2 separate regions of the Homo sapiens genome follow, and region 1 is linked to region 2. Evidence: read pairs that join two places in POLR2A ChIA-PET (ENCODE). Cell type or tissue: PC-9. All regions are shown on one strand. Each heading gives the region's core, and the rest is flanking DNA. Links, peaks and the distances in the headings are about the cores only.

Evidence for each region. Peaks named below come from ENCODE experiments on the same cell type or tissue, not always from the same donor. Only the 100,000 strongest peaks of a DNase experiment are listed, where the experiment ranks them.
Region 1: POLR2A ChIA-PET joins it to region 2 with 8 read pairs; 3 of 35 experiments call an interaction of 5 or more read pairs at or near these places.

The regions. Positions count from the first base shown.
Region 1 is chr7:99,195,801-99,198,714 of GRCh38, forward strand. KPNA7 (karyopherin subunit alpha 7) reads right to left here. Exons shown (of 11, transcript NM_001145715.3): 4 at 284-366. Among named protein-coding and RNA genes, the nearest start is that of KPNA7, 11 kb to the right of the region's middle. In PC-9, for the core only: no CTCF peak of the experiment used is centred there; no DNase peak of the experiment used is centred there; H3K27ac peaks cover 1,842 bases.
Region 2 is chr7:99,272,602-99,275,515 of GRCh38, forward strand. It overlaps MYH16 (myosin heavy chain 16), which reads left to right and starts at 238. Exons shown (of 24, transcript NM_001431356.1): 1 at 238-476; 2 at 741-822. The coding sequence starts at 742. In PC-9, for the core only: CTCF peaks have their summits at 1,676 (motif pointing right) and 1,876; DNase peaks (open chromatin) are centred at 590, 1,540 and 1,740; H3K4me3 peaks cover 1,807 bases; H3K27ac peaks cover 2,500 bases.

The DNA of each region.
Region 1 (2,914 bases), core at 106-2,605, 77 kb before region 2:
AAATCAACATTTTCCCCTTTAAGGTGTTATCTACAAGATGAAATTTCTGTAGAGGCCAATGTAAATTAAGCAATTCATCTCTGACAACACATCGAAGCTTTTAAATTGCCCTCAAGGACAGTGTAGAATAGCAATTTCGTCTTTTAGATGGGCTAGCCTTTTCCTGTGTTTTACGGGCATGTTGCCAATGCCAAGAAACCAAATAGGCCACCGGCGCTCCAGCCATCACTGACGCTCATTGCTAACTATGAACCTGCAACAGCAGAAGTCTGTTTGGAGATACCTGGCTGTCTGGGTGGCCTGGAAACATAGGACTGGATCTGAGCTATTCACACCTTTGATTATTTCACCCAGAGTGAGGCTGACCTGCAAGAAGAGACACATTCAGGTCAGACTGTCTGCCAAAATGAGCTGTAAACATCACCTACTCTAGCCATCATCCATCTGATTAAAACAGCCTGGCTTGAACAGGATGTCCCATCTTGCATGCTGTTCTATATTTGGGGAGGGGAGAATATAGTCCACAGATCTCACAGATCTGTGTGTTCCTTCCCATGCTTAGGGGAGAAGTAATTCCTATCATTAGTTGGATCCCAAGAACATTTTTATCCCGTGCAGTAAGAATGTGCTAGTGGATACAAAACAAAATGGCAGACTAAGGACATCCAAAAAATTCTCTCCTCCACATAGGCAAAGAGAAAACTGACAAAAATAGAATCAACTTTTTCAGCACTGTAGAAATTGACCAAAGGCTTGCGGCCAATTGTTTTATTCAAGCCAGGAAGTGTTTATCCAAGAAAGACAGCTGAATCTCAGTAAGTAGCATGAGAGCTTTGTGGCATTTTGACTTGCCCTATTCCCACCCACCCTCAGCTCCATGGTAACCCTGAAAACCAACAGTCCACAATCATTGTGAAAAACCAACAGCCTCCCAACCACCAGAAGAGGCAAAATAGGTAGGTCCTCCTTTGGAGCCTCATTCCCAGAAAATTATTATTTGATCTGTCTGGTCATTCCCTGAAAGATCCCACTTACAGACTATTTTGACTCAGAGCTTAGTCAGTATGAAAAGGCTTTTCCCTAAGAATGTTCATTGAAAACAGAGGAAGTTGTTTAACTTCACAGCTACCTGAGAGGTTGAATAAGAGTTGGGATAAACAACAGGCTAACAAAAAAACTTGAAAGGGAATGTCATGTATAGGGCTATGCATATGCTTAAAAACAACAACAACAACAACAACAACAACAACAAAACTAAGACCCTCAGCTCTTCCCTCTCACTGACTTTGAAGCTCTGTGCAAACAGGAAGTGAAGGCTTACGTCAGAATTGTCAACTGCCTGGCTGAGTGGTGAACGCATGCCCCCAACACAGAGCTTCTTGGCAAAAATTGAGTGTTCTTTTCTTCGTGGTTCGAAGTGTTAAAATAAGTCTCTAATTATTAGTTGACCACTGAGCAAACCAAGCAGACACTGCAGCAGCCACACATCACAAAAAAATACAGATTTTAGATAATTAGCTCAAACTACTAAACGAGCACACCCAGCAACAACAGCAAACCCTGGGGCAATGGAAAATCTGATTTCTAGAGTTGTCACACTATTTTAAATGACTAGTTTTCAACAAAGATTGTGAGACAAGCAAAGAAAGTGTGACACACACATATACATATATATGTGAAAAAAGCAATCAATAGCAATAGTCCCTGAGGAGACCAGATGTTGAACTAGACAAAGATTTTAAATATAGTCAAAGAACTAAACCATGACTAAAGAACTAAAGTGCAACAATGCTGTCACACTAAATAGAGAATATCAGTGAACAGATATCAGTTATTGGAAGGAGCCAGATACAAATTCTGGAATTGGAGAATACAATAACTGAAACAAAAATTCACTAAAGGGGCTTAACAGCAGATTTAAGCAGACATAATAAAGCAGCAGTGAAGCTGAAGATAGGTTAATTGGAATTATCCAGTCTGAGGAAGATAACACACACAAGAGAGACTGAAGATGAAAATTGACAGATCTTTAGAGATCTGTGGGACATCATCAAGGATACCAACAAATGCAGAATAGGAAGGAGAAGAGGGAAAGAGGCAGAAAGTATATTTAAAGAGATAATGGCCAAAGAAATTCCCAAATCCAATAGAATAATTAGTCTACACATCTGAAAAGTTCAATGAGCTCCAAACGGAATAAATCCCAAGATCCAGACATATTATAATCTAACTGTTGAAAGCCAAAACTACAGAATCAAAAACATTGAAACCAGCAAAAGAGAAGCAATTCATGTACAAAGCCTCAATAAGATTAACAGCTGATTTCTTATCAGAAAGCATCAAGGCCAAAAAGCTGAGGTGCAGTGAGCCAAGATTGCAGCATTGCACTCCAGCCTGGGTGATAAGAGTAAAACTCCATCTCAAAAAAAACAACAACAAAAAAACTTTACCAACTTTACAAAAAAAAATTCTCACTCATTCTTAGAGGCTAGTATTACTCTGATACCAAACCAAGGATATTACAAGAAAAGTATAAGCTAATATCCCTTATAACTACTGATGCAAAAATTCAACAAAATAGGAGGAAACCAAATGCCTAAACGTATGAAACATATGGTCAACATATTGGTCATCATGATGAATTAGGATTTAACTCAGGAATTCAGGAGTGGTTTAACATGTGAAAAAAAATCAACATAGTACCCCGTATTAATAAAGGGGGGGGAACCCACATGATCATCTCAATGCAGAAAAAACATTTAATGAAATTCAACATACTTCCATAATAAAAAAAAACACTCAACAAACTGGAATAAAAGGAAACTTCTTCATTCTGATAAAGGCATCTACAAAAAACTCAGAGGTAGCCTCATACTTAATGGTGAAAGTCTAAAAGATTTCCCCCAAGATCAGG
Region 2 (2,914 bases), core at 288-2,787:
TCGCAGGTGGTGGTGCATGCCTGTAGTCCCAGCTACTTTGGAGGCTGAGGCAGGAGGATTGCTTGAGCCAGGGAGTACAAAGTTCCAGTGAGCCATAATTGCACCATTGCACTCTAGCCTGGGCAACAGAGTGAGACCCTGTCTCAAAAAAAAAAAAGGTAGGTCCATCCCAGATGACCTGTGATTCACTCTATTTCTTTGTGGTCATAGAATTAGTAATGAATTCCTGTTCCCATCAGCAGGCCACCTGCAGCCCTGGACTGAAGGCAGGGATACCAGTTAGGGGCTGATGTGAGGGATCTTGGCCTGATTCAGCCCAGGGCCTTGGTGCACAGGAGGTCCTCAATAAATGGCAGTTGAGTGAAGCTGCAGGGAACAAGAAACGGGCAGATTCCAGCAACTTTGCAGATCCATGGGATTTGGAGACTAATGGGTGATTTCTGGTGGAGGAGGGAAAATGCAGGAGTCAATGACTGGTATGTCTCAGCCTTGTGCCATCTGGGAGGGACCTGGTTCCATCAGGTTTCACCTCAGCTCCCTTATCGTGCTGCTAAGCTCTGACCCCAACGTGAGTCTCCCTGCCGCAGACCACATGGGCAATGCTGGGTCTCGAGAAGGCACTTTGGTGTCTGAACAAGGTAGATCTGCTGGCTTCTATTCCCAGGCCCCACCCCTTCCCCAGGGAAGCCAGGTCCTAACACCTTCATTGTAACCCACTCAACCCTGGATTCTTTTCGCAGAATGGGCCTGAAAGTCATTCAGCAGAACGTGCACAAGTTCCTGCAGCTCCGTTTCTGGGGCTGGTGGAAGCTGTACAACAAGGTGAGGGCCGAGGGGCCAGGCCAGGGGGGACTGCTGCTGCCTATGGGCTGGGGGAGGGCTTGATCCTGGACAGAGATGCCCCTCGGGAGTGAGAGGCTGCAAGAACAGTTTGAAAATGAGGGCACCTTAGAGACAAAAATCTAGCCTCTGTCCAGACAGGGACTAATTCCTCCCTAAGAAAAATCATGGGGCGGGCACAGTGGCTCACACCTGTAATCCCAGCCCTTTGGGAGGCTGAGGCAGGAGGATTGCTTGAGGCCAGGAGTTTGAGACCAGCCTGGGCAACACAGTGAGACCCCATTTCAAAAGAAAAGAAAGGAAGAGAGAGAGGAAAGTAAGAAAGAGAGGAAAGGAAGGGAGAGAGGAAAGGAAGGGAGAGAGGAAAGGAAGACAGAGAGGAAAGGAAGGGAGAGAGGAAAGGAAGACAGAGAGGAAAGGAAGGGAGAGAGGAAAGGAAGGGAGAGATGAAAGGGAGAGAGGAAAGGAAGGGAGAGAGGAAAGGAAAGGAGAGCAAGTGTCTTTCTGCCTTCCATCTCATCCCTCAAAATAAAATCCACTTAAGATGGAGAGCGCCATACCACCCCCACCAAAAAAAGTGAGCTTGATTATTGACTCCTTGCCCCTGGGCATGTTGAGGCATCTTCAACTCCAGTGAGTTCTTGGCTTAGAGCTGGGGGAACCTCAGGAAATGATAAGGTCCGACCTCTCATTTCCTGTTCTTCCGAAACAGCAATGAGTATGGTATGTGAGTCAGCCAGGTGGTGGGACCCACAGAGGTCCCAAGCAGCCAGGCCACCCTCAACCAAGGCAGGAGGCCACCAGCCATGGCACTGCACATGGGTCCAATCATGCCTGTGCTGGGGCCACCATTAAGAGGGACATGTCTCTGGGCACCAGAAGAGGGAGTCAGGCACCAGGCAGCTATGTTCAGGAGAAAGGAGGACCCGCAGAGGGTGGGGACAGGCTCTGAGTCATCTCGGGTGGCCCTGAGTCCTCCATAGCTCACAAGGAAGTTTCTTTACACTCCCCCATGGGAAAGAACTAGCTAACAATCAGCACCCACCACAGATGGAAAGGGAGGAATAGTAAGTTCTGCTTCCCCAAATGTATCCACACACAGGCCGGCCCTGGAGGACCTGGGATTGGAGAGGAATCTAGGTGAGCATGTCTCAAAGGCCAGGCGTTGCCGGTGCCGCCTGGCTTTCCCCGCCTGTTCCATGACTCACCTTTCTTTACATTAATTCACTTTTTTTTTTTTTTTTTTTTTTGAGACGGAGTCTCACTCTGTCACCCAGGCTGGAGTGCAGGGGCACAATCTCAGCTCACTGCAACCTCCGCCTCCCGGGTTCAAGTTATTCTCCTGCCTCAGCCTCCTGAGTATCTGGGATTACATGCATCTGCCACCCTACCTGGCTAATTTTTGTATTTTTAGTAGAGACAGGGTTTTACCATGCTGGCCAGGCTGGTCTCAAACTCCTGACCTCAGGTGATCCACCCGCCTTGGCCTCCCAAAGTGCTGCTGGGATTATAGATGTGAGTCATTGCACCTGGCCTCGCTTTTTTATTTTGGAAAAAAAAAATTTTTTTTTGACACAGGGTCTCACTCTGTTGCCCAGGCTAGAGTGCAGTGATGCAATCATAGCTCACTGCAGCCTCTAACTCCGGGCTCAAGCGATCCTTCCACCTCAGCCTCCCGAATAGCTCAGACTATAGGTGTGTGCCACCATGCCCAGCTAATTTTTAATTTTTGTTTTTGAAGAGACAGGGTCTTGCTATGTTGCCCAGGCTGGTCTCAAACTCCTGGCCTCAAGCAATCCTCCCACCTCAGCCTCCCAAATGGCTGAGATTACAGGTACACAGCGCCCGCCCAGCTCATTTTTAAATTTTTTGTAGAGACAGCGTCTTGCTACATTACCCCAGCCAGTCTCAAACTCCTGATCTCAAGTGATCCTCCCCAGCCTCCAGGAATTACAGGCGTGAGCCACTGTGCCCAGCCACAACTTTTACTTTAAAAGGAAACTTTGTAGTCTTACCTGCTTTAATCTCATCCTAAGCAAATGTTACCCACAAAATTGTGGATTTGAGTTTTCAT